Linked DNA regions of Homo sapiens: region 2 is linked to region 1. The links are chromatin loops, found by intact Hi-C in ENCODE. Cell type or tissue: ovary. All regions are shown on one strand. Each heading gives the region's core, and the rest is flanking DNA. Links, peaks and the distances in the headings are about the cores only.

Region 1 (2,901 bases), core at 173-2,672:
GGGTAGGAGTTGTCCCCCCATCCCCGTGCACAGGTCAGGACATGCTGGGGGCTCCTGGAGGGAGAGGAGGATGGGGTCAGCCTAGCCCCTCCCACCCCAGATTTGTGCGAGGGCCCCCAGGATGGAGGGTGGTGGGGGGATGGGCAGACCCTTCAGTCCAGGGTAGGGAAGCTGAGATTATAGGTTAGGGACCCACATCAGAAGCAAGTTACAAAGTTAGAAACCTGGGGTAGTGGTCGGGGTTCAAGAAAATACAAAACAAGGGATTTGGTTGGGCCAAGATCCAGTGAGGGTGAAGGGAAGGAAGGACGGCCCCTCCCAGCTGGTGCTCAGCAGTAGCTTCGGGTCTGGCCCTCAGAGTGGAGGGACCAGCTGGGAGTGGGGTAAGGGGGTGGGGGACCAGCCCCCTCCCCTCTTTGCCCTCCATTTCTGTACAAGGACCCTCGGTGGAGCTCGCCCCCCCTTCCGTAGGCTGGCGGGGCTGCCCTGTAGAGCAGGAGAGGCTCAGGAGGGCCCCAGGGACCCGGCACCCTATGAGGGGTACGGGGTCCCCAGGGTGCCCGTTGTTTCTGGGGAAGGCGGGGGACTGGGGGACCGGGATCTGAACGGCTTCGGGGGTGGGCAGGAGGGGAAGAGGAGGAGGAAGAGGCAGGTGAGGGACCCCTGGGCCCTAGAGCTAGGTTGACGTAGAGGGGCTCAGGCGGTGTAGGGCGCCGAGCAGGGTGCTGGGGGGCTGAGTAGCCAAGGTGGTCAGGGGGAAAGCAGGAGGGGGCTGGCGGGTAGCTGAGCAGGAAGTCGGGGGACCTGTGGAGTGGGGGTGATTGGCCAAGCATGCCGTAGGAGGCATTGAGCCTGTCGGGGGGCATGGAGCGAAAGGGACTCCAGGAGCGGGTGGGGCCAGAATAGGGGGACCCCTCACTTGCCCCGATCTCATAGTACAGGTTCTCTCCCCTGTCGAGTGGTGCAGGGGGGCCCAGAGAGCTCCTCCAGACTGGGGCTGGGGAACTGGGCTGGAAGGATGGGGGGCCCAGGGGGTACAAGCCTGGCTTGGGGACCCCGAGGAAGGGTGGCAGGCACTCCCTGGGGGCTGGGGAGAAGAAGCCGGGGGTAGGAACCTGTGAGGGGACAGAACATGGGGACTGGGCTGCTGCCTCTGGCGCATCCCTGCCCCCGCCACCTGCCCTGAGCTGGGCACTGACCTGGGCAGGGCCTCGGAGTCCCCTCCTTGAGGTCCCCATGGGCCGCTGGCTCCTCAGCAGGCTCCCATCACTTTGTTGCCTTGGTAAGTAGGGTGGGGGTCCCGGGACCCAGGCACCCGGGTGTGCTAGGGAGTTGGGAGGTGGCCCACTCCCTGAGGTCCCCAGGGGCTCCCCGCCCACCTCCAGAGACAGCGAGCGGTGGAAGGGGGATTGGGAAGCAGGTGGGGTGCCCCCACACTCCTGCTGGCTCTGTTGCTCGGCCACCTGCTGAGCCCGCTCAGCCAGGGCCAGGGCCATGAGGCGTGCTGGGTTCTTAGGGGGCGGGGGTGGGGCACCCCCAGGGCGCAGGAGAGACAGGGGAGGGGGTGGCAGTGGTGACTCCATATCAGGACCTATATAAATGAATGGAGAGGGGTTCAGCTGGGGCCAGGCCCTCAGAGTCAGTGACAGCTGGCGGGGACAGGGGTGGGGTAGGCTGAGGACTCACCGAGTGGGCCCTGGGCTCCCCGGAGCTTGCTGCACATCTCCTGCTGGCAGGCGTCAGTCAGCGGGGCCTCGGCTCCTCGCAGCAGCAGGGGTATGAGATGGGGGCGCAGGCTCCGGCCGGGGCTGAGAGCTGGTGTTGGGGTGGCTGAGGCAGGTGCTCCCCCAGCCCCCAGCAGTTCTAGGACAGCGGGTGGCACTGATACAGCCAGGGGCTCTGAGATGTCTAGGGCAGCAGGCGAGGCGGGGCTGGTGGGCCCCCGGGGCGAGATGGCCTGGGGGGTCACCCTGGGTGGGAAGGCAGAGGCAGGGGCGGGGGGTGCTGGGCTGGCGGGAGGTGCGGGATCCCCTGGGGTGGGGCTGCTGCAGCGGAAGGTTAAGGGATCAAAGTCCAGCCCCCGGAGTCCCTCCAGGCAGCGGGGTGGGCTGAAGTCCAGCTCATCACCATCATCTAGCCAGGCTGAGGTACGGTGTGAGGGAGACCCAGAGAGTGCCCCCAGCCCAGCTGCTGAGGACTCAGAGGAGGAAGAGGAGGACTCAGAGGAGGAGGACTCGGAGGAGGAGGACGAGGACAGGCTCTCGCAGGAGCCAGCAGGTGCTGGGCCCACAGGGAAAGCGTCGCTGCTGGAGTGGGGTCGCCGCAGCCTGTGCAGCCTCTGGAGGCCTGGAGGGGTGGGGTCAGTGAGACCATCCCTGAGAACAGGGCGCACAGCCCCACAGAAAGCTGGGGAAAGGACATGAAGAGGCGCCTCCTGGAGAGGGCCACAGTAGTGTGAAGCCAGGAAGAGCTGTTCAGATTGACAGTGGAGACCATGAAGAGGACACTTCCGGCCCAAAGCACGAAGGCCCTGTGGCTGCCCCACAGGCTGTGAGCACGAGACCAACAGATTCACATACAGCTGCTGAGCCAGCAGGACAGCACCTGGGCTCCTGGGTATGTGGGAGGGCAGTACCCCAGGAGTGTGAGGATGGCGCGGTGGCTCAGAAGAGCCCCCAGAGGCACGGCTGGGTGGGGTGGATAAGCAGCCCCCCGCAGAGGTCGGAGAGCAGCACCCAGCAGCGCGGCGGGCTGTGAGGTAGCGATGGAGAAAAAGCCAAGCTCCCCATACAGTGCGGCATCCCTTTCTTACAACGCCCTTTAAATCAAGTTTCCAAAATGGCTAGAACTGAGCAGTATGATCCTTACACACACACCTGTGTATGATCAGACCTGGAAAGC
Region 2 (2,901 bases), core at 308-2,807, 140 kb before region 1:
CTGTAATAAATAAATAAATAAACAACAACAACAATGACAAAAACACAGGGGGACATGAACACCTGGAGATGGAGATGGTTAAGTAGGGAAGGAGGAGCTGAGGGGCCCAGTGGGAGTCAGTGAAGAAACTGGAAATTAGCAGCAGAGGGAAGCTGCCTCCACCGTAAGTTGGAGGAACAAAGGGAGGAGGTGGTGTCACCGGAGCCCAGAGATAAGGTTTCCTAGTAGAAGCTGGGAACACAGTGGGATTGTCTGGCTGGCAGGAGCTGGGGCTCTAGAGGAGGCATAACTACCAGGAGAAGGAGGAGAATGACCCTTGGGGAGTGGAATGACCCTGGCTGCTTGTTCTGGTCCTCCAGCCTCCTACCTGAGCTTCCCATTGATTCAACCCCAGCTGGAGGGAAGACTGGAAATAGCAGCCTAGGATGGGGGAAGAAAGGGGAGGGCAAGGAACAAATCTGGGGAGACATACAGCTCAGGGCAGTGCAGCACAGGTTCCCCAGTGCCTCAGGGCTCCCACCGCACCTGCTCACCTGCACCAGGCCCAACTCACTGTTTACATTAAACATCTGGATGCTGTAGGGTTAGAGTGAGGGTTGAGTTTGCAAACCCAGTGTTTCAGTTATCTATTGCTGCGTAACAAATTATCCCCAAGTGAAGTGGCTTATTTTAGTTTCCCTCTGAGTTTTTGGGTCAGGAATTTAGGAAGGGCTCAGCAGGGTGGTTCTTGCTTGGTGTTACTCATGTGGTGAAGTTAGATGTTGGAGGGAGCTGGAGTCATGTGAAAGTTCAACCAGGCTGATGTCCAAGGTGGCTGATGTCCATGGTTGGCAATGTCACTGGCTGTTGGTTTCGAGCTCAGCTGGGCTGTTGAGTGGGGCCAGAACTGGCTGAGCAATCCTCCTGCCTTGGCCTCCCAAAGTGCTGGGATTACAGGTGTGAGCCACCACGCTCAGCTGCATATTGTATTTATTCATTTATTTTCCCACTTATTCATTCAGTAATTCATTCTTTTGCCAGATATTTCTTGAGATCCTGCCATGTGCCAGGCTCTAGGTGCTGTGGATAGAGCCTGGTTACAAGATAGTAACATCATGAAGCTCACATAATTTAAAGTGTGTTTCAGTGTAAGAACAATCTTGATGGGTAATGTACCAGAATGACTGGCCAAAGACAGAGCAGAAGAGCAAGAATGCATTATAGAACAGAAGCATAATGTCACAGCAGTTGGATTTCTGTCTTAGCCATTTGAGGTACAAATATTAATTTGGAGACTGATAAATGAAAATAAATTCCAGATGGACTAGAGTAAAATGTGGGAAGAGGCTGGGTGTGGTGGCTCACACCTGTTATTCCAGCATTTTGGGAAGCCAAGGCAAGAGGATCCCTTGAGCTCAGGAGTTCAAGACCAGCCTGGGCAACATGGTGAAATCCTGTCTCTAATAAAAAATACGAAAATTAGCCAGGTGTGGTGGTGCATGCTTGTAGTCCCAGCTACTCGGGGGGCTGGGGCAGGAAGATCTCTTGTGCCCAGGAGATTACAGCAAGCTGTGATCTGTCATTGCACTCCAGCCTGGATGATAGGGTGAGACTGTGTCTCTTTAAAAAAAAATTTTTTTAAAGGAAAACAAGAAAAATAGTTAACATCCTTAAGGTAATGAAAACATTAATAAATTTAATATGAGAAGGCAATCAGCCAAAAGAGAAATGGGCAAATGAGAGGAAAAGACAGATCACAAAAGAAAAAAATAGTTAACATCCTTAAGGTAATGAAAACATTAATAAATTTAATATGAGAAGCCAATCAGCCAAAAGAGAAATGGGCAAATGAGAGGAAAAGACAGATCACAAAAGAAAAAAATAGTTAACATCCTTAAGGTAATGAAAACATTAATAAATTTAATATGAGAAGCCAATCAGCCAAAAGAGAAATGGGCAAATGAGAGGAAAAGACAGATCACAAAAGAAATACAAATAGCTGAAATTGATCAAAGCCAAGTTTACCACCAGTAATAACTGAACTTGAAGTACTGAAACCCTCCTCTTTGCCGTCAAATCAGCAAAGATATCAGAAATCTGGTTCCCTATAGCCAAGGAGAGCACAGCGACATGGGAGACCCCACTCCCATTGCTGGCTGCAAACGAGGATGACCTTTCGGAAGAACTGGGCAGCCTGCATCCAAAGCCTGAAAATGCGCATATCTGTTGTTCCATTATTTCTACTTCTAGGAATTTACTTCCTGGAAGTACTCCAGCAAGTAGGAAAAGATTTCATTACAAGGATTTTTATGACGCCATAAATTATTTATTTAAGTATTTTTTTTGAGACAGGGTCTCACTCTGTCACCCAGGCTGGAGTGCAGTGGCGCAATCTCCGCTTACTGCAACCTCCACTTCCCAGGTTCAAGCAATTCTCCCACTTCAGCGTCCTGAGTAGCTGGGATTACTGGTGTGTGCCACCATGCCCAGCTAATTTTTGTATTTTTGGTAGAGACGGGGTTTCACCACATTGACCAGGCTGGTTTCGAACTCCTGACCCCAGATGATCCACTCACGTCGTATTTTTTTTATTTCATGTATGTAGAGATGTTATATTGCCCAGGCTGGTCTTGAACTCTTGGCCTCAAGTGATTCTCTTGCCTTGGCCTTCCACTGAACCCAGCCTCAAGACTGGTGTTTCTAAAGAGATTCAGGAATATGAGAAATGGATCATGTTTCATGAGCACTGTTTGTTAGACAAGAAATACAAGTAGCTGAAATTGATAATAGTGGCTTAAGCAAAATCGAACTTTATTTCTCTCCTACAAATTGACCAAACATAAAGAATGCAGAATTGGTGTGAAGGCTTCACGGAGTCAGAGATCCAGGTGGCTTCCACTTTTGTGCTACTATCCCTGGGAA

The links. Peaks named below come from ENCODE experiments on the same cell type or tissue, not always from the same donor. Only the 100,000 strongest peaks of a DNase experiment are listed, where the experiment ranks them.
Region 2: a loop joins it to region 1, with 2.0 times the contacts of the local background. A loop is called at or near these places in 21 of 110 quality-filtered maps.

What each region holds. Positions count from the first base shown.
Region 1 is chr19:35,785,858-35,788,758 of GRCh38, reverse strand. It overlaps ARHGAP33 (Rho GTPase activating protein 33), which reads right to left. Exons shown (of 21, transcript NM_001366178.1): 20 at 1,687-2,346; 21 at 1-1,591. The coding sequence ends at 330. Among named protein-coding and RNA genes, the nearest start is that of ARHGAP33, 12 kb to the right of the region's middle. In ovary, for the core only: no CTCF peak of the experiment used is centred there; DNase peaks (open chromatin) are centred at 1,027, 1,245 and 1,694.
Region 2 is chr19:35,923,508-35,926,408 of GRCh38, reverse strand. No RefSeq gene overlaps it. Among named protein-coding and RNA genes, the nearest start is that of LRFN3, 11 kb to the left of the region's middle. In ovary, for the core only: no CTCF peak of the experiment used is centred there; no DNase peak of the experiment used is centred there.